Linked DNA regions of Homo sapiens: region 2 is linked to region 1. Evidence: read pairs that join two places in POLR2A ChIA-PET (ENCODE). Cell type or tissue: A673. All regions are shown on one strand. Links, peaks and the distances in the headings refer to the core of each region. The heading gives the core; the rest is flanking DNA.

What was found. ChIA-PET counts read pairs that join two places held together with the same protein. Peaks named below come from ENCODE experiments on the same cell type or tissue, not always from the same donor. Only the 100,000 strongest peaks of a DNase experiment are listed, where the experiment ranks them.
Region 2: POLR2A ChIA-PET joins it to region 1 with 5 read pairs; 2 of 35 experiments call an interaction of 5 or more read pairs at or near these places.

The regions. Positions count from the first base shown.
Region 1 is chr20:34,050,235-34,060,678 of GRCh38, reverse strand. All of the region lies in intron 2 of RALY (RALY heterogeneous nuclear ribonucleoprotein), which reads right to left. Among named protein-coding and RNA genes, the nearest start is that of MIR4755, 6.3 kb to the right of the region's middle. In A673, for the core only: no CTCF peak of the experiment used is centred there; a DNase peak (open chromatin) is centred at 5,198.
Region 2 is chr20:33,955,023-33,965,466 of GRCh38, reverse strand. It overlaps the pseudogene PIGPP3. Among named protein-coding and RNA genes, the nearest start is that of RALY, 34 kb to the left of the region's middle. In A673, for the core only: no CTCF peak of the experiment used is centred there; no DNase peak of the experiment used is centred there.

The DNA.
Region 1 (10,444 bases), core at 1,474-9,473:
ACAGGACATGGAATGTCGTCAGGAGATACCTGAAACCAAATGCCTTCACTCTGTTACTGAACTGGCTGACATGACCTTTTGGGAAGTGTCTATCTTACCTGTAAGATGGAAATAGCAATACATATCTCTAGGGTTGTTAGAGGATAAAATAATTCATGTAAGCATTCAGAATAGTGTCCAGCACATCAGAAAGCATGCGAATATATTAGCTCCTGCTGCTACAGGTTAAGTATTCCTTATCCAAATGCTTGGGACAAGAAGCATTTCAGATTATAGATTTTGGAATATCTGCAGATACTTAACTGGCTGAGCATCCCTAATCTGAAATGCTCCAATGAGCGTTTCCTTTGAATGTGATGTTGGCACTCAGAAAGTTTCCAATTTTGGAGAATTTTGGATTTTCAACTTACGGATGCTCAACCTCAATTATTATTGTTGTTGTTGGAACCTGCAATAACTTTTCCATGTGAGTATAAAAGAGAAGGTGGTCAGTTCTAATGGAATATTAACCTAGAGCTGAACTGTGATCAAGGAAAAAAATACTATCACGGTGGATGCGATAAAGTCTCTTCAAGTGTCTCACCAAAACTCTAGTATTTGGAAATGTGCCTTGAACATAAAAGGAAAGACAAGAGTAGGTACTTATTAAGTGCTGAATGAATAAATAAATGAGCATATGGAACAATGCAGCTGCCAGAGCTCATAAGGAATACAACTTGAGAAATTAGGTGGAAGAGGACGCTAAGCAAAGGTTCCCACCAAGGCCTCCTTGTGCTTTGAGGACCCTCTAGAGCAGATTGGGCTCCCCTGCTGGGCAACAGGGCCCCAAGGGCTGATATTTCAAGAAGCCCTCAGTTGCTCACTATTTGGTATCTCTGATGGAACTCCTACATTCTGTGGCTGAGTAAGGGTGCAGAAGGCTGTGCCGTGGTAGTGCATCCTGTTCTCATCTCCCAACCTGTATGACAGGGAGGCTTAACTCCTACCACAACAGGCATAGCTCTAAGTTAAAATAGTAATGGGGGCTTATTAGCTTTGGATTTCTCCTTGCCTGTAGAGCGCTGGGGCCTGAATCCCGTGTCTACTAGCTGTATGACCTGGAAAGGCACTTGACTTTTCTGAGGTTCACAGTTCCCCACCTGTAAAATGGGGATAAAAATCCCTGTAACACAGGTTGTTGTGAGGGTCAAAGGAGATAACATGCTCTGTTACCTGACATGTGCCACGTAAGCATAGACAGGAATACTCCCAGGATGGACAGCTGCTGCAGGTCTTCCTAGACAGAGGCACCCAAGCAGGAAGCCAGCAGGCTGGAAGCAAGGGCTGGATGGTGCACAATTCAGCACTCCAGCCAAGTACTGTGTCCCTCAGGTATCAGGGCAGTTGATTAAAATCCTTTCATGCAGAATCAGTATTTTCCTCATTACAACAATCCTTCTCCTTGAACACACTGAGTGGCACCCCTCACAGCCCCAAAGGCTTGACCCTATAAGACAGCATATGCATCAACATATATCTTAAATTTCCCACATTCAGACAGGGGAAGGAAGGAACGGGTGACCTCTCTCCAGGGTGCTGATCCAAACATAACTTAGGGCTCTAAGCATCATCTCCCACAGTGTCACATGTTTGGTCTACAGGGGACCACTGAGAATGATGCCACAGTTGTAGCCACTCTGCCTTTGTCTCCCTGGTAACAACATTAACTCCACAAACATTACTAAGCATCTGCTTCCTGTGTGATCAATCAAGTGTGCCCCTGCCACCTCCTGTTTAAAATCCTTCAAGGGCTTCCCACCATAAAGAATCAAGTTCAAATCCTTTAATGTGGCTTACAAGACTCTTCATGAGTTAAGGCTACCAAATCTATACACAACAATCCTCTGAGTGGTTATATGTCATTCACTTTATAAATGAGTAAACCCTAGTGGGTTTAAATCCAGGATCAGCACTTACTAGTTGTGTGACCTTGGACATCTCATTAAACTCATTGAGCCAATGTTCTCTATTAGGCAAACCCTAGTGCAGAGAGTAAACCCTAGCGCAGAGAACATGCCTAAGGTCAGAGAGTGAACATGTCAATGTGAAATGGGTTCTTCCGAAGGGATGAGTATCATACTCCAAAGGATAGACTCAAGTTCAAAATCACCTTTTCTTGGATTAGTCATTGAGAAGTATGGGGATAGGGCATTGTATGGTTCAGGTGAACCGTTCCTTTCAGAGAGCAGCTTAGACACTGTCCCTTGTTTGAAGCTGCCACCCTGACCCCTCTCTCACTCCCACAGCAGCAGCATCATTAATAAACTTGGTGTAATGAACAAAATGTTCATTAGCATGTAATACGGTATACATATGCACGCTTATGTCCAAGATGCCCTGCTACCATAAGCTAAGCATCAAACGAAAGCCAACCAATGAACCCCTGCAACTTCACAAAAAACAGCCCTCAAAACGACAGGTATAACACACCCAATGCCTAGTGAACTTCTAAACTCATCAATTCAACTGATCATGACAGAAGCAGCTTTGGTATCTATGGTCTTTCCCCCTTGTCATTGTCTTAGAAAGAATTAACCCTTCCCGGCCCCCTTCCCCTCAAAAAGGAGGCACTACACTAAACAAGCTTCTACACTGCAACTGGTTAAAAGAAAAAAAAAAAGTTTCTCCAAAACTGTAATAGGTGTCTCAGCTGCAGGAGAAAGGGCATGGCTTTGGACAGAGACAGAACAAGGTTTAAATCCAGGATCAGCCACTTACTAGCTGTGTGACCTTGGACATCTCATTAAACTCCATGAACCAATGTTCTCTATTAGGCATATACATTTCCCCCACATACTGTTATTCACCACGCCCTCCTCATTTGGCCTCAATATTTTTAGAATGTAGCCCCCCTCTCTCCATTCTTATTACCATTCTTTAAATAATCCTCTACTGTCACCACAGCAATATTACCATATCATTTCTTTGTTTAAAATGGGTAAGATCAGAGGTTGTTTTTTTTTTTTTTTTTTTGAGACGGAGTCTCGCTCTGTCGCCCAGGCTGGAGTGCAGTGGCGCCATCTCGGCTCACTGTAAGCTCCGCCTCCCAGGTTCATGCCATTCTCCTGCCTCAGCCTCCAGAGTAGCTGGGACTACAGGCGCCCGCCACCATGCCCAGCTAATTTTTTGTATTTTCAGTAGAGACAGGGTTTCACCGTGTTAGCCAGGATGGTCTCGATCTCCTGACCTCGTGATCCGCCCGCCTCAGCCTCCCAAAGTGCTGGGATTACAGGCGTGAGCCACCACACCTGGCTGGTTTATTATTTTAAAATTCTTAACCAATAATTTGGGTAAGAATTTGTGCTATTATATTGAGTATGTTTATTATATGAAATTACCATATGAAATCATCTAACCCCCACCCCTCTATGGGACATAACTGTTAGCATGTTCATGTATTTCCTTCCAGTGTTTTTCTTGCACATTATGTTTGGATTACATGGTTAGATAACTCAACTCTGTAGCCTAATTTTTTCAATTAGCATTATAACACATTTATTATATATATTATAGCATATTTGTCCTTACTGCCGCATAGTTTTCGGTAAGCATCATTTTTTACACTACTGCTTTAAAAGCTCGTGGTTTTCCCTGAGTAGATTTATCATAGTTTAGATTGGTGGTCTTTTAGGCTTTTTCCAATTTCTCACTATTATAAACAATAGCATCTGAGGGAAAGCTTATTGTATAAACTAGACTATTTCCTTAGGACAGACTCCCAGAAGTGGAATGACTGGTCAAATATATGAACATTTTATTGGCTCTGGCAACACATTGCTTAACTGCTTTCCAAAAGAGTTACACCAATTTACACTGTTATCTCCAATGAATGCCACTTTCATGGCAACCTCGCAGCACCATGTATTACCATATTGGGCAGGTGGTGGGGTAGGGAGAGTAGAGGTGAATTAGTAGGGAAAATCAAATCCTCATTACTGTTTTCATGTACATGTGAAGATGTATAGTCTACTGTGTTTACTAGCTTTTGAGTCTACAAAGTTTTGAGTGCCATGAAGTTACTGTAGGTTCCTAGGTAGAGGAATAACATGCTAAAAAGATTTACTCATTTATCAAAAAATCATTTATTGTTCACCTATTACTGCCAGACACTGTATAAAACTACAGAGGTTAATAAAGTACAATCTCCCCCCTGGAAGAATTTATAGTCCAGTCAGTGGTGAAAACCTCAAGAAAACCAGAACCTATGTTTCATCTTGATGAGGTCTATGACAGGAGCAACTAGGAACTTGGAGGCATGTCAATTACCTAAGGGACAGAAAGAAAGGGAGACGACTCAGACAAGAAGAGTCAACAGTAAGTTCCAATCTTGTCCTGAAGGATGAGTTGAAGTTAACCCACACACAGGTAAGAGAGTACATTTAAGAGGAAATAGCATAAGGAAAGTTACAGAAGTTTGACAGAGATCCCACATTTAATGAATAATATGATGTATTGTGGTTTGCCCAGAGTCTAGGATGTAACAAGAAATGATGCCGATGATACTAGAGTGCCTAGCCGAGATCAGATCAGAAAGGGCTTTGTGGACACTGAAGAGTGAGCCATCACCCGTTCTGATGTTGTACGCAGCCCAGTGCTCAGTAAGGAGGCACTTGTAAGTCCCTATAGCTTCTGAGCATCTGAACCACCAATCCAACCCCTGAGCAGAGCATCCCATCTTGTGCCAAACCCTTTTTGTCTCATGTATTAGTCTCCTCTCCTCAAGCAACATAGAGATTTTTGGGCACATTGCTAGACATGTGATGGAAGCACCAATAGTGCCCATGGATCCATTAACTGGAGGTAATATATGCAATAAGACATACTGCTACTTTCTACATTAATAACAGTGACTTTAATGATGTCAAAGATATTAACAAGTTTATTATTTTAACAATCAATATAATAGCAAGGCATTCTTGCCCTGCTAGTTGTGGTATGAGCCGTTGGGCAGTGGGGTCTGATGTGCTGGCTAAGATCCACCTGAGGAGATTGTATTAAAATACTCTGTTTCAGTGTCATCTCTCCTCCCAGACTGACTGTGAATTCCTGGACAGCAGGGACCACAATCTATTTCATCTTGGCATCCCCACTGGCATCAGAACAGGCTCTAGCCCAGAGTGGGTGCTTAGGGAGTATCTGCTGAATTGAACTCCAGCAGAGCCACATACCACAGCCCCCATGCCCCACCCCTGCTTCCTTCCTTATCTATGCTGTTTAAGATACAAAGCGGCAGGCTGCACAGATGCTAAAGCCAGGAAAAGTTGGAGAGAGACAGGAAGGCAGTATCTTTGCAACAGCCCAATCCACCCCAGCATTTAGGAAAGAATGTAATATAAATGATCATTATATTAATTGCTTATTACATGGAAGATACATTGCTAAGTATTTAAATTCTCATCCTTACAACTCTTTGAGGTAAGAATTATATCAAGGTCACAATGGCTCTTTTTGGGGTTGTTTTAGGAAAATGACTCTGGAATCAGACTACCTGGGGTTCAAATCCCAGCTCTGCTATACGTTGGCTGTATGATCCTGGGTAAATGATTTAACCTCTCTGTGCCTGGTTTTCTCATTTGTAAAAATGGGAATAATATTACAGTACTTTCTCCATAAGGCTGTTGTGAGAATTCAATGAGATAATGTTAAGATAATGCAAGTTAAGTGCTCAGGAATTTTCTAAATGAAAATGGTATTACTATTGCCCCCATTTAACAGATAGCTCAAAATATCATACTCAACATTGAGTAAGGTTAAGAGGGAGACCGCTTCATCAATAAAGTACAACTGGAACCAATTTCTTTCTTTCTTTCTTTTTTTTTTTTTTGAGACAGTCTCATTCTGTCACCCAGGCTGGAGTGTGACCTCAGCTCACTGCAACCTCCACCTCCCAGGTTCAAGCGATTCTTGTGCCTCAGCCCCCCAAGTAGCTGGGATGCCAGGCATACACCATCACGCCTGGCTAATTTTTGTATTTTTAGTAGAGACAAAGTTTCACCACATTGGTCAGGCTGGTCTCGAACGCCTGACCTCAAGTGATCCACCTGCCTCAGCCTCCCGAAGTGCTGGGATTACAGGCTTGAGCCACCATGCCCAGCCTGCAACCAATTTCTGATCTGGCAGTGGTGGCTGGGGCCAGGAGTTTTCTGAGTACAAACCCACTGATGTGACGTCCCTGTAGAAAACTCTTCGGGAAAGCTTTTGTATCCCACCCCGTAGGCAGATCCAGCCACTCACTCCTCTGGACCCAGATACTCTCTGCTGACCTCTACTGCAACATCTGCTGCACTTTTGTATTTACACATCTGTCTCCCTCCATTAAATTCTGAACTCCTTGAAGGCAGAGACTATTTTATTAATCTTTGCAATCCCAGCCTCCAGCACTATACTAGCAACCAGTGAAATTTCTGCTAGTGAACAGGTGAAAGAATCCTAGGTGGGCGTTTTTCAGTAAATGGTTTCCCAAGGTACATGATACAACAACTCCTTAACAGTGAACCGTGTAGCTGATGTTTGTGAGATGAGCTCAAATTCCTCATCCATCAGCAGAATAGAAGGAGATGTAAGACACTGATGAGAAAGAAAATAAAGGAGAAGGCAGAGTGAGAAGCTGGGGGTCACTGGCATCATTGTTCAGTATACTACAGGGAGCAAAGGCAACAAAAGCTTGAGTCTGCAGCCCAGAGACTACTGAATCTGGGCTTTCTGTAGTGGGTAGTATGTATAAGGACAGCAGCAAAGGCCAGAAAATGCCATCCTTGTCAGCAATATCAATAGTGACAGAGATTCAGCCCTCCCTCTCTTTATTATCTGGTCACCCTGAGATGAAGCCCAACCACTGGCCCCACCAAGCTATCTTAATGGAAAGAATACTGGGCAAAGAGTTAGGAGACCATAAGTTAATCCCTGAGAATGTACTAAAATTTTCAATTAATAAATATTTCTTGGCTAGGCATGGTGGCTCACGCCTGTAATCCTAATACTTTGGGAGGCCAAAGCAGGAGGACTGCTTGAGCTCAGGAGTTCAAGACCAGTCTGGGCAATATAGTGGGAGCCTGTCTCTAAAAACAATTAAAAATTAGCCGGGCATGGTGGTACATGTTTATAGTCCCAGTTACTTGGGAGGCTGAGGTGGGAGGACTGCTTGAGCCCAGAAGGTTGGACCTGCAGTGAGCCATGACTGTGCCATTGCACTATAGCCTGGGTGACACAGCGAGGCCTTGTCTCAAAAAAAAAAAAAAAAAAAAAAAAAAAAAAAATTATTGAACATCTACTAAATGTTGGCCTTGCACTAGGCACTTGTGAAAAGGGTCTATCACTAATTTGCCGTCAAACCCTGGACAAGTCACCATCTCTTTTCTGAACCTTAACGTCCTCATATGATACATGGAAAAGAACCTCTATGTCACGGGATTGTGTTGTGATCAGATGTGCTTTGAACAATCTACCATATAAACTTGCAAATTTAAAGGTGATATTTTTGGGCTGGATGTGGTGGCTCACACCTGTAATCCCAGCACTTTGGGAGGCCGAGGCAGGCGGATCACCTGAGGTCAGGAGTTCGAGATCAGCCTGGCCAACAGAGTGAAAAAAAAAAAAAGTTTCTTTTTAAACTTGATTTGATCTTAACTAGAGGGCTTAGTAAAATGCAAGGATAGCCCCACTAAATGCCAAAGCCAACTTCCTCTGCCACTGTCTGGATAGAAATCCAGCAGAACATTCCTACCCCCTCAATTTTGTGATGGAGACGGTGACAGAGGAGCAGAAACTTACACATTCTCTTCAAACCCCTCTCAGGATCTTTTTTATATTACTGGTGTCAGAGCTTAGTTCTTAGTAGGAGCTGGACTGTGGGGACTGTGGGCCTACTGGATGAGTCCCCCAGATATAACTCAAATTTCTTACAGCAGGAAGAACAGAGTTCGACTTTGCACGGTAAGGGCACCTTTCCAGTTACTGAGATAATTACTTGACCCCTGGTCCTTCAACTGTTTGGAAACATCTGATGGCCATTAAGCCTGTTGTTTCCTCATTTTCCTGCCTACTGGGATAAACACATCAAAACAGAAAGCTTGATGCTCTAACAATGCTCTCTGATTAGTGGTTTGCAGGATCCTCTGTAATTTTAGGATTTGCTGGCTAGAAAAGGAACAATAGTGGAGTACAAATTATGGTGTGGCCTAGGAAAAAGTTAGGCACCCTGAGATTTAGACTTGGTTCTGCCATGGGCTGTAGACCTTGGTTAGAGACCTTAAGCTTCCCTCATCTTAAAAATTAAAGAACTGGACTGAGTCAGTTACATGAAATCTTCCACGGAAAACCAGGGTTCCTCAAGATGTTAATGAGAGTTCCTCAAAAAAGGGGCTCCAAGGTTAAATAAGAAGAGGAAATTTGGCATATTGCACTCTCAACTCGTTCCCAAGAGACACACACAATAAGGGTCTGCAAAGGCAGCGGTAAAGAAATTTACTTATTAGCATTATTCAATCTGATGTTTCCCAAATTATTAACATCTCTTCTGAGGAAGACACAATTTGAGGAAGACACACTGGGACAGATCTCTAGGGTCCCTGTCAGCTCTAACCTACTGTGATTTGCATCAGGAGTACTTAGCCAGTGCCTGGAGCACCCTGCTTCCCTTCTTATCCAGTTCTCTTAACCTAGTGAGGCATTTAAATGATACTCTGGTTAATGAGAATTTATTATATGTAGTCCATTTTACTGTAGTGAAAGTATCAGGCTGGGCGCAGTGGCTCACGCCTGTAATCCCAGCACTTTGGGAGGCCAAGGCACCTGGATCACGAGGTCAGGAGATGGAGACCATCCTGGCAAACACGGTGAAAACCCGTCTCTACTAAACAACAACAACAACAAAAAAAATTAGCCAGGTGTGGTGGCAGGCGCCTGTAGCCCCAGCTACTGGGGAGGCTGAGGCAGGAGAATGGCATGAACCCAGGGGGCGGAGCTTGCAGTGAGCGGAGATCACGCCACTGCACTCCAGCCTGGGCAACAGAGCGAGACTCTGTCTCAAAAACAAAAAAAAAGTATCAAATTTCAAAGACTCAGAGTGCAATATACTGAAAACGCTATCCTATGAGATAGGATACCTGCAGTTACTAAGCTCCTAACACATGTTCTGTACTGTGCTAGCATTTTCCATTAATTATATCATTAAATCCATACACAACCATAAGGAGTAGACATTGTTATCCTCGTATTACAGAGAAGGAAACTGAGCTCAGAGAGGCCAAGTAACTTGCCAAAGGTCACACAACTAGAAAGTGGCGAGCACCAGATTTCAAACCCAGGAGTACTCATTTTCCAAATCTTGGTTCTGTTTTGGGCTCTGCCACCATGACTATCAGATGGTCCCTAACTCTCTTTAAAGCTTCCTGGGCCTTAGTTTCCTCAACTGTCAAGTGGGAATAGTAATCCTTACACTGCTTCCCTCACAGAGTTGCTCTAAGGTTCAAAAGCAGTAACACGTATGAAAGGGGTCTGTAATATATAAAGATGTGAATATTAGGGGCATTTGAAACATCATGAATAAACGTTGCTATTTCTGTTCATGAATTTTAAGCTGTTTGTTCTTGCAAGGTTCCCAGTCATCCCTTCCCAAATAGTGCTCCTTAAAATTTTCATCAGGATTTTGAATAAACAGGAAATATGTCCATTTCTCTCAGTATTGATTACTCTCTAGGCTGTCTGACAGACTCACACTAAATTGCCAATCTGCTTCTTAGGAGTCAGGAGTGAAAACATCAGAGTGGGTGAGAGCCTGGTGGGAGGCCTGTGAGCTGGGAGTTATCTGAATAGAGATAGCATACTGGCTGTGGGGCTAGACTCCTCACCATCATCTTGGAACATGGCTGGGAAATAGGTCCAAAGGGTCATTTGGACAGCAGATCCCAGCAGCCTCTGTATGAGATCTGTCCAGGAGACTAACCCCATTATATGGGATGGCAAGAGGGGGAGGTGACTGGAAATGAGAAATGGGACCAGGCTGACCAGCTACACTCTCAGATAGAGACTACCCTGACAAGGGCCTAGGCACAGACACAGAAGTAGTTGGGTGCAGGGCTCTCAATTCATCCTTCAACCCTGCCTGATATCACATCCTCATAACCCACATTGCTGTGGCCATCTGCTCCCTCTAGTTTCTGGCAGATTAAGGCCAAAAACAACAGCAAAGCATTTTTGGATCAAGGTCCTGCCTGGGGACAGAGAAGTAAATAATACAAGTCCCTGTTCTTAAGTAAGGCACTAGACCAAGACGGTTTGAGCCTAACTAGAGGCTCTCTTGCATAGCAAAGTCTCTGGCACATGGGTTATATTCAAGAATTGTTTGAACCGAACTGAATCAAAGGAACCTACATTCTGCAAGTTAAGAGCACCTGTTTGGTGTCAG
Region 2 (10,444 bases), core at 1,394-9,393, 95 kb after region 1:
TGTTGATTTTTAGCATAGTTATCTGTGATTGTACGAATGGAGTCGAGTGAATGGGGTACAAACAAGAGCACATAGCCAATTACTATAGTAATAAGGAAGTAGAGAGGTAATGCAACTGTCCAATATTTTTGAGGCCAATAGGTTAAACCTAAGGAGTTTAGCCAAGATTCAGGAATAGAAGCCTACACGAGGTAAAGTATGAAGCCAAATTGGGAGCTTAAGAGAAGCAGAAGGCCATAAATCGGTCTTTCTGGCAATGGTGACAGTGAATTTTCCACCATTTTTCCTGGGGCTTGAGACAATCTCAGCACTGAGTTCCCTGTGCAAGCGCCGACCAGGAAGCCCCAGTGCGGGGCGAGGGGGAAAGAGGAAAAATTGAGGGAAAGGCCTAGGCGCGAAGGCTCCCCCAACCCAGGCGCAGGCACACGACGACCCTCCCGCTGGTTGGGAGCCAGTGAGCGCCTCTTGCCTAGATTTCTGATGGGAGAAGCTGTTTCTCCTCATCCTTAAAGTTTTGAGTGGATGACCTAGATAAATGAGCAATGAAACTATGAAGACTAAGTTCAAAGGAGTGACATTTAGCATTGTGATCATCTAAAATCTGTACAAGTTAGGCGATGCATTTAATAAGTGATTATAAATATTTAACGTATACATATACAGCAAGTGACAAGCGTTTTATCATGAGCATTAGCATTCTTAGGGAGAGGTGGCAGTGGAGTGGACTGTGATGTTCGGCACAGGCAACCCTCCTCCCCCACTGAGGAATGAAGGATTTATTCCACCTGCTACTGGGAAAAGTGTTGGCAGATGATCCTTGGCTCTAAGCCCTCTTTGGGAATTTCCTTGGCAGCTGCCTTTTCAGGGCAGTCTGCATAAATGATTGATCAGCTTGGGAGCTTAGAGGCCTGGTCCCCTTGCCTCTACTCAGGACAACTTGGAAGACCTATTCCAGTTTTAGAGGTCTCCATGAGGTCAGTGGAAGCCTTTGTTCTGACATTGCACTTCAATTTCTCCCTCTGCTCCATCCTGCTTCCTTCTCTGCTCTTCCACCGGTGTTGATCCCAAGAGCACTCCCTGAGTAACTTCCTGCATGTTAATCTCTATCTCAGAGTTGGCTTCCCAGAGAATCCAACCCACAGTCCTCCCCTCCTCCTTGTTTCCGGGCCCCTTAGAATGTGACTTTGCAGCTTCTCCAATCAAGAGATGGAGTTTATTTTTTGACATCTTGAATCTAAGCTGGCCTGTGACTTGCTTTGGTCAATAGAATGAGGCAGAGGTGACATTGTGCCAGTTCTGAGCCTGAACCTCCAGAAGCCTTGCATGCTTCTTCTGTCACTCTTGGAGTCCTGCTGCTACTGTGAGAACAGGCCCTGGCTATCCTGCAGGAGCAGGAGAGACGAGTGGTCAAGTCACTGCTGTTGCCCCAGCTGACAGTCAACCAATCCCTGAAGCAGAGCCACCTGGCTAACGACAGTGCCTGAATGAACCTAGCCAAGACCAGAAATAATACCTAGCTGAGTCCAGGCGAAACTGCTGACCCAGAGATTCAAGAGCTAATAAGTAGTACTGTTTTAAGACAGTTAAGTTTTGGGGTGGGCTTGCTATGTTGCAATCCTTAACTGATACAAGAAGGAACTGTGTTTGAGGAACCACAAACTGGAGGCAGGAGCACCAGGCCCCTAGTAACAGAAGAGATGATTAAGAGCTTTCCATGAGAAAATGGGAGGAATTTATCTTTTGCCCCTGCGAAGAAGGCAGAGAGAACAGAATGGGGGTAGGAGCATTAAAAGTAGGTAAGGAGGAGAAGGTTGCCAGCCAGAAGGTAAATGACTGGGAATAATATGAGTTGAAGCAGCAGGTGGAATTGCCTGGTGGGTCTATGTCCATGTAGTGAGGGCAGCAGACAGACTTGTTTGTATTTCTTAGATATAATCACTTCTCTGTTTATTTGCATCTCATTCCAATCTCCTTACGAAAACAGGAACCAGGCCGGGCGCGGTGGCTCACACCTGTAATCCCAGCACTTTGGGAGGCTGAAGCGGGCAGATTGCCTGAGCTCAGGAGCTCAAGACCAGCCTGGGCAACATGGTGAAACCTTGTTTCTACTAAAAATACAAAAAATTAGCAGGGCATGGTGGCACACACCTGTAATCTCAGCTACTTGGGGGGCTGAGGCAATAGAGCGAGACTCTGTCTCAAAAACAAATAAACAAAGAAAAAACACACACTATTGCATAAAAAAGCAACTTGCAGAAAATGAAATATGATAGCATTATAAAAACACATAAGACAAACATTTATGGATACATTATATGAGTAAAAGTATAAAAACAAGATTTGGAAGGACAGACACCAAATTCCCTATGGTGGATTCCTCTGGGAAGGAAGGCATACGTAAGAGATGTCACTTTTAACCCTATTAGATTAAAACAATCAAAAGCCGATCCTGTAAAATAATAACATTAAATTCAAAGAGTTGGAGGGCATGGGTATTTGTTAGACAGCTCTCTGTTTTTTCTGTATTTAAGATTTTTACCAACTGAGAAAAAATCTAATTATACCCATGAATGTTTTTGGTTATTTGTCTGAGAGTGTGGCTGAGTTTCACATCTGGGTCATAGAGATTCATGCCAGAACCAGGACCCCAGAGGCAATGTTACTGAGCATATGAGTCCCCTAAGGTCTCCAGACTCTTGGGAAGGGCTCTGTGGACATATAGGCCATGGAAATGGAATCTAAGTCCATCTTACTGAGCTTGCCTGTGGTGAGAGACCCTGGGGAACATCTGGGTTACATGTATAATTGTTACAGGCATTGACACCACGGGTAAGCAGATCTCATATGTTAAACAAATGGTAAACAAAACAAAACAAAACCTCTTCTCTCTTTGCTAATTTCACAGTGTCTATAATCAGGCTTGCTATCGATAGTTTTCCCTGATACTGTGTATGATCCCACACACAATTAAAGGAAAGTGTCTGGAAATGAGAGAGTTGTGAGTATTAGTTGATGAAAGAAGCAGATCTGAGCAGAGGAGCTGCCGATAAGAATGAAGAAAAGACCCACACTAAGAGGGCTCACTGATGCTCCCGGGTCTCAACTCGGGACCCGAGCTCGCTTTGGGTGCCTAATTCACACTCACCTACTGTCCCTCTGGCTACATGTTCTCTCCAAAAACTCTAAATGTAACCATGCTTCCTTTAGATTCCTGTGCTAGGCACCATCTAGCCATAGACAAAGCTGGCTTTGAGTCTCAAACTAGCTGTGTGATCTCTTTTCTTGAAATGCAGTCTCACTCTGTGGCACAGGCTGGAGTGCAGCGGCACGATCTCGGCTCACTGCAACATCTGCCTCCCGGGTTCAAGTGATTCTCATGCCTCAGCCTCTCAAGTAGCTGGGACTACAGGCCTGAGCCACCATACCCGGCTAGTTTTTTGTATTTTTAGTAGAGATGGGGTTTCACCATGTTGTCCAGGCTGGTCTTGAATGGTCTTGAACTCCTGACCTCAAGTGTTCCACCAGCCTTGGCCTCCCAAAGTGCTGAGGTTACAGGCGTGAGCCACCACACCTGGCCTAGCTGTGTCATCTTGAACAAGTCACTGAACTCTGTTGAACCTCAGTTTTCTCACCCATAAAATACTGATTCTAATCCTTGCCTTCCCCTATAGGACTGTTTAAAAAGGATTCAATAAAATAATGGACATTACAGGGGACTTGCAACCTATAAGTTTGTATATGGAACAGTTGTAAACTATTCCTCAACTGTAGATAACAACTGCTATAGATTATTTTATTTATTTATTTATTTATTTATTTTTTGAGGTGGAGTCTCACTCTGTTACCCAGACTGGAGCACAGTGGCGTGATCTCAGCTCACTGCAACCTCTGCCTTTCGGGTTCAAGCAATTCTCCTGCCTCAGCCTTCCAAGTAGCTGGGATTACAGGCCCATGCCACCAAGGCCAGGCTTTTTTTTTTTTTTTTTAGTAGAGATGAGGTTTTACCCTGTTGGCCAAGCTGGTCTCAAACTCTTGACCTCAGGTGATCCACCCACCTTGGCCTCCCAAAGTGCTAGGATTACAGGCGTGAGCCACCGAGCCCAGCGATATTTTATTTTATTTATTATTATTATTATTATTATTATTATTATTATTATTATTATTATTTGGAGACAGAGGCTCACTCTGTCTCCAGCCCAGGCCGGAGTGCAGTGGCGCAATCTCAGCTCAGTGCAACCTCTGCCTCCTGGGGTTCAAGCGATTCTCGTGCCTCAGTCTCCCAGGGTAGCTGGGACTACAGGTGTGCACCACCACGCCCAGCTATTTTTTGTATTTTTAGTAAAGACAGGATTTCACCATGTTGCCCAGGATGGTCTCAAAATCCCGAGCTCAGGCCATCTGCCCACCTCAACCTCCCAAAGTGCTAGGATCGCAGGCATGAGCCACCGCACCCGGCCCTCTTTTGTTTCTTTAAATTAAATCCAAAAGCCATGGGAGCAACGTTGGAGAGTCCAGGAGTGCTATTGTTGCTGTGTCACTTCCCATCCAGTAGAAGCTGCTGTCACATGGTGACCCTCCTACCTCCTTGAGTACTGCTGGTCCAGGCTGCAGCAATGTTTCACTATTTCCAGGTCCCAGCATGGGCCATTGTGGTCCTTTGACAGAGTTCCGTCACTGCTCTGGGGCCATGTTTAACACTAGGTGCAAGGCACAGCTCTTGTACCCTATCAACCATTCTCTTCTGGAGCACAGATGCCCAGGAAGTTTTGTGCCAAAGCTATTTAGACATCTTTCCCTTATGAAAACCACAATTATTTTTTCCCTGTTTCCAGCCTAAAGGTTGGGTCAGTTTCCTCTGGGGAGACTGGGCGTAGCAATTTTAAAAATACAGAATAATGTGAAGAAAAAAATAATCTATATTTCACCAAGGCCTGTCTTGGCATGTTTTCTTCCAGTCATTTAGAACCTGAACTCTATTGTTTCAGGGAGCTGATACAACATTATTATGAAGAATTCAAATAATAAAGGAAAGGGTGAAGGTGATAGTAGAAAAAAAATCACATTTGTGGTCTAGAAATTATAAGAGATGTACATTATTTGAAATATCTCTTTGTGCCAATATAAAATGAGGAGGATGAGATAGAAATATTTTATTAAAAGGAGATTATATTATAGTTTCAAATTTTAATTAAGAAGCATTACATTTTATTATAATTTACTAGACAAAAAAGAACTGGAGAGAAACTAAAGGAATTGTTGAAAGTCAAACAATGTTTCTGTACTTCAAGAGATAACTTTTTGAAATATCTCTCTAAATTTATAAAGGAGAGATTACAAATAGATTAAAGTTGTGGTCACTATGTTTTTATTTTAAACTACATGTTTCAGTTTTGTCTATCTCCCCATTTTGAAAATGATGGCACTAGTACTCTCACCTCCTCTCTTTTTACGTCCCAATTTTTGTTATTTATATTATTATTTTTACATTGTTAAATTTTATCAATTTTTCTGTTTTCTAATGAAGTCTCATGGATTTTTTGCAGGCATGCATTTTTATTGATATAATCTACACACCATAAAATTCACCACTTTAGATTGTACAAGTAAGTGGCTTTAGTATATTCATAAGATTGTATAACCATCACTTTTATTCGTTTATTTATTTTTGATATGGATTATTGCTCTGTCACCCAGGCTGGAGTGCAGTGGCACGATCTCAGCTCACTGCAATCTCTGCTTCCCAGATTCAAGTGATTCTCGTGTATCAGCCTCCCTGGTAGCTGGGATTACAGGCGTGCACCATCACGCCCAGCTAATTTTTGTATTTTTAGTAGAGACGGGGTTTCACCATGTTGGCCAGGATGGTCTGGAACTTCTGACCTCAAGTGACCCCCCCTGCCTCGGCCTCCCAAAGTGCTGGGATTACAGGCCACCACGCCTGGCCTCTCAGAACTATTTTTTTTTTTTTTTTTTTTTTTGAGACGGAGTCTTGCTCTGTCGCCCAGGCTGGAGTGCAGTGGCGCGATCTCGGCTCACTGCAAGCTCCGCCTTCCGGGTTCACACCATTCTCCTGCCTCAGCCTCCCGAGTAGCTGGGACTACAGGCGCATGCCACCACGCCTGGCTAATTTTTTTGTATTTTTAGTAGAGATGGGGTTTCACCGTGTTAGCCAGGATGGTCTCAATCTCCTGACCTTGTGATCCGCCCACCTCCACCTCTCAAAGTGCTGGGATTACAGGCGTGAGCCACCGCACCCGGCAGAACTATTTTTTTTTTAAGACAAGGTTTCACTCTGCCACCCAGGCTGGAGTGCGGTGGGGCAATCTTGGCTCACTGCAACCTCTGCCTACTGGGCTCAAGTGTTCCTTCCACCTCAGCTTCCCAGGTAGCTGGGAGTATAGGCACAGGCCAACATACCCAGGTAATTTTTGTATTTTTTGTAGAGACAGGGTAAGGGGAGGATGTCCCCCTGTGTTGCCCAGGCTGGTCTCCAACTCCTGGACTCAAGTAATCCATCTGTCTCAGCCTCCCAAAGTGCTGGGATTACAGGTGTGAGCCACCGTGCCTGGCATATACAAGGTTTTGTTTATGCATTCATCAGTTGGTGGACATTTGGATTGTTTTCACTTTTGGCTATTATGAATCATGTTGCCATAAACATTGGTGTATGAGTTTTACTATGAACATGTTTAACCTTTCGAGGAATTACCACACTGTTTTCTAAAGTGGCTATACCATTTTACCTTCCCATCAGCAATGTATGTGGGTTCCAGTTTCTCCACATCCTCCTCACTATTGTTGTTAGTTGATTTTTTTCTGTTTTGTTTTAATTTGCATTTCCCTAATGACTAATGATATTGAGAATCTTTTCATGTACTTCTTGGCTATTTTTTTCTTTTCTTTTCTTTTCTTTTTTTTTTTTTTGAGACGGAGTCTTGCTCTGTCACCCAGACTGGAGTGCAGTGGTGCCATCTCACTCACTGCAACCTCTACCTCCCAAGTTCAAGCGATTCTCTTGCCTCAGCCTGCCGAGTAGCTGGGACTAAAGGCGTGTGCCACCAAGTCCAGATAATTTTTGTATTTTTAGTAGAGAAGGGGGTTTCGCCATGTTGGTCAGGCTGGTCTTGAACTCCTGATCTCAGGTGATTTGCCTGCCTTGGCCTCCCAAAGAGCTGGGATTAGTAGGTGTGAACCACCACACCAGGCCTTCTTGGCAATTTTTATATCTTCTTTAGAGAAATGTCTATTCAAATCCTTTGCCTATTTAAAAATTGGGTTATTTGTCTTTTTACTGTTGAGTTGTAAGAGATCTTTATATATTCTAGGTACTAGACTCTTACCAGATACATGATTTGGAGGCCAGGCACGGTGGTGGCTCATGCCCATAATCCCAGCACTCTGGGAGACTGAGGCAGGAGGATCACTTGAGGCCAGGAGTTCGAGACCAGCCTGGGCAACATAGTGAGACCCGCCCCCCCAACCTCTACCAAAAAAATATATTAAAAAATTAGCCAGGCATGGTGGTGGAAGCCTGTAGTCCCAGCTACTTGGGAGGCTGAGGTGGGAGGATCTCTTGAGCTTAGAAGTTCAAGGCTGCAATGAGCTATGATCATTCCACTGCACTGCAACCTGGGTTACAGAGTGAGACACTGTCTCTTAAAAAAAAAAAAAAAAAAAGGTGTATGATTTGGAAATATTTTCTCCCATCCTGTGGGTCGTCTTTTCCCTATTGTAGCACAAAGGTTTTAAATTTTGGTAAAGTCCAGTTTATCTGTTTTTTGGTTTGTTTGTGCTTTTGATGTCATATCTAAGAAACCATTGCTTAATCCAAAGTCACAAAGATTTTCACGCCTTTTTTTTTTTTTTTTTTTTTTTTTTTTTTTTGTGAGACTGAGTCTCACTCTGTTGCCTAGGCTGGAGTGCAATGGTGTGATCTTGGCTCACTGCAACCTCTGCCTCCAAAGTTCAAGTGATTCTCCTGCCTCAGCCTCCCTAGTAGCTGGGATTACAGGTGCGCATCACCACACCAGGCTAATTTTTGTATTTTTAGTAGAGACGGGGTTTCACCGTGTTGGCCAGGCTGGTTTCGAACTCCTGACCTCATGATCCACCCTCCTCGGCCTCCCAAAGTACTGGGATTACAGGCGTGAGCCACCATGCCTGGCTGATTTTCACGTCTTTTCCTTTGAAGAGTTTTATAGTTTTAGCTCTTACATTTAAGAATTTGATTCTTTTTGAGTTAATTTTTAGGGTGCAAATAGGAATCCAACTTCATGTTACATGTGGATATTCAATTGTCTCAGTGCCATTTGTTTAAACTAAAATTCCTTCCTTTATTGAGTTATCTTGGCACTACTGTGGTAGATTATGTCTTTTTTTTGAGATAGGGTCTCACTCTGTCATCCAGGCTGGAGTGCAGTGGCTCTATCTCCACTCACTGCAACCTCCGCCTCCTGGGTTCAAGTGATTCTAGTGCCTCAGCCTCCTGAGTAGCTGGGACTACAGGTGTGCACCACCACACCTGGCTAATTTTTGTATCTTTAGTAGAGACAGGTTTCGCCATGTTGGCCAGGCTAGTCTCGAACTCCTGACCTCAGGTGATCCACCCGCCTCAGCCTCCCAAAGTGCTGGGATTACAGACATGAGCCACCGCAACCTGCTTCAGTTGGCTTTCTTAACCTAGAACTCTCTTCAGTTTCCTTTGTGGCCCTTGAATCACAAAGGGTTTATTCTATTTCTTTGGCTTCACTGTCTGTAGGAAGGACTCCACCTGCGTACTCCAATTTGTAACACTAGCCACACGTGGCTATTGAGCATTTGAAATGTGGCTCATGTGAATGGAGATGTGTTGTAAGTTAAAATACACACTGGGCTGCTCAGAAGGCTGAGGCGCGAGGATCACTCGAGCCAAGGAGTTCGAGGTTGCAGTGAGCTATGATTGCTCCACTGCATTCCAGCCTGGGCAACAGAGTGAGATCTGATCTCTTAAAAAAATGCACACTGGATTTCAAAGACTTAGTATAAGAAATAATGTATTTAGTACAAGAATTAGTGTATTCCAGAGGCCTGAAACAGATCCTTCTCTTACAGCCCTCAAATAATAAGAAATCATGTAAATAATATCAACAAAAAATTTTCAAATAATGTAAATTCTTTTACATTACATGCATCACATTTTACATTTGTTTATGTCTCATTAATAATGTTTATACTGACAACATGTTGAGATATTTTTGATATATTGGGTTAAATAAAATATATTATTAAGTTTTTGTTTTTGTTGTGAGATGGGGCCTCACTCTGTCACTCAGGCTGGAATGCAGTGGCTCTGTCAGGTCTCACTGCAGCCTCAACCCCTTGGGCTCAGGTGTCTTCCCACCTCAGCCTCCAGAGTAGCTGGGACTACAGGCATTCACCACCATACACAGCTAATTTGTGTGTGTGTGTGTGTGTGTGTGTGTGTGTGTGTGTGTGTGTGTGTTGTAGAGATGGGGCCTCACTGTGTTGCCCAAGCTGGTCTTGAACTCCTGGGCTCAAGAGATCCACCCACCTTGGCCTCCCAAAGTGCTAGGATTACAGGCGTGAGCCACTGTGCCCAGCCTATTGTGAAGTTAATATCATCTTTTTGGTACTTTTAAAATATGGCTACTGGAAAATTTAAAATTACATATGTGACTTGCATTTGTGGCTCATATTATATTTCTATCCATTTGATGTATTTCTAGAAATATATTTTATATTTCCAGTGCTGATTTGGATTTTAAAAACCTAAAAGGTCTGATGCCTATCCTGGTAGTGGCAGTGGTTGGAGGTTACCTTGCACATCCAGCCCAAGGACAGTGATTTACTAGTAACTATTTTATTGAGACAGAAAACACACAAGTTAAGTCTTTAACCATTAGAGACTTAAGTAACCATTTGGGTCATGGTGCTAGTTAAATCTTCAGGGGGGCATCTCAGTATATAGCTACCTGTTCAAGGTATTAATTATCATCATGACTTGGTGTGTTTCTTGCCCCTCCGGATCTCACCTATCATAACTCATTTTGGAGCCAAGCTCCCAAGCACTAGTACCTACCAGCTGGGTCTGCACCTTCATTCTGGGGTAGCCGGCATTTGAGTAATGATTTATTCTCTGAATTGGCCCTTCCCCAGCCTTTGCAAAGGATCTACCAAATTGCATCTCAAGATGAGGACAGGCCCTTGCCCCCTTCTTCTTTCCCTGCTATCATTTTAGAGTTTGTAAGATGGCATAAATTCTTCTCCATCTTGTCCAAGATAGAAGTGTGAATGAGTAATGCCCACCAAAAAATATAAACCTTGAGGAGCCCAAGCCATTTACATGACGAAAACTTCAAATATCCATCCCAGATCACATGCGGGCCACCGAGAGGGAGGCATCCATTGTGAAATTCAATTACCAGACCTCATTCAGCTGCTCCCT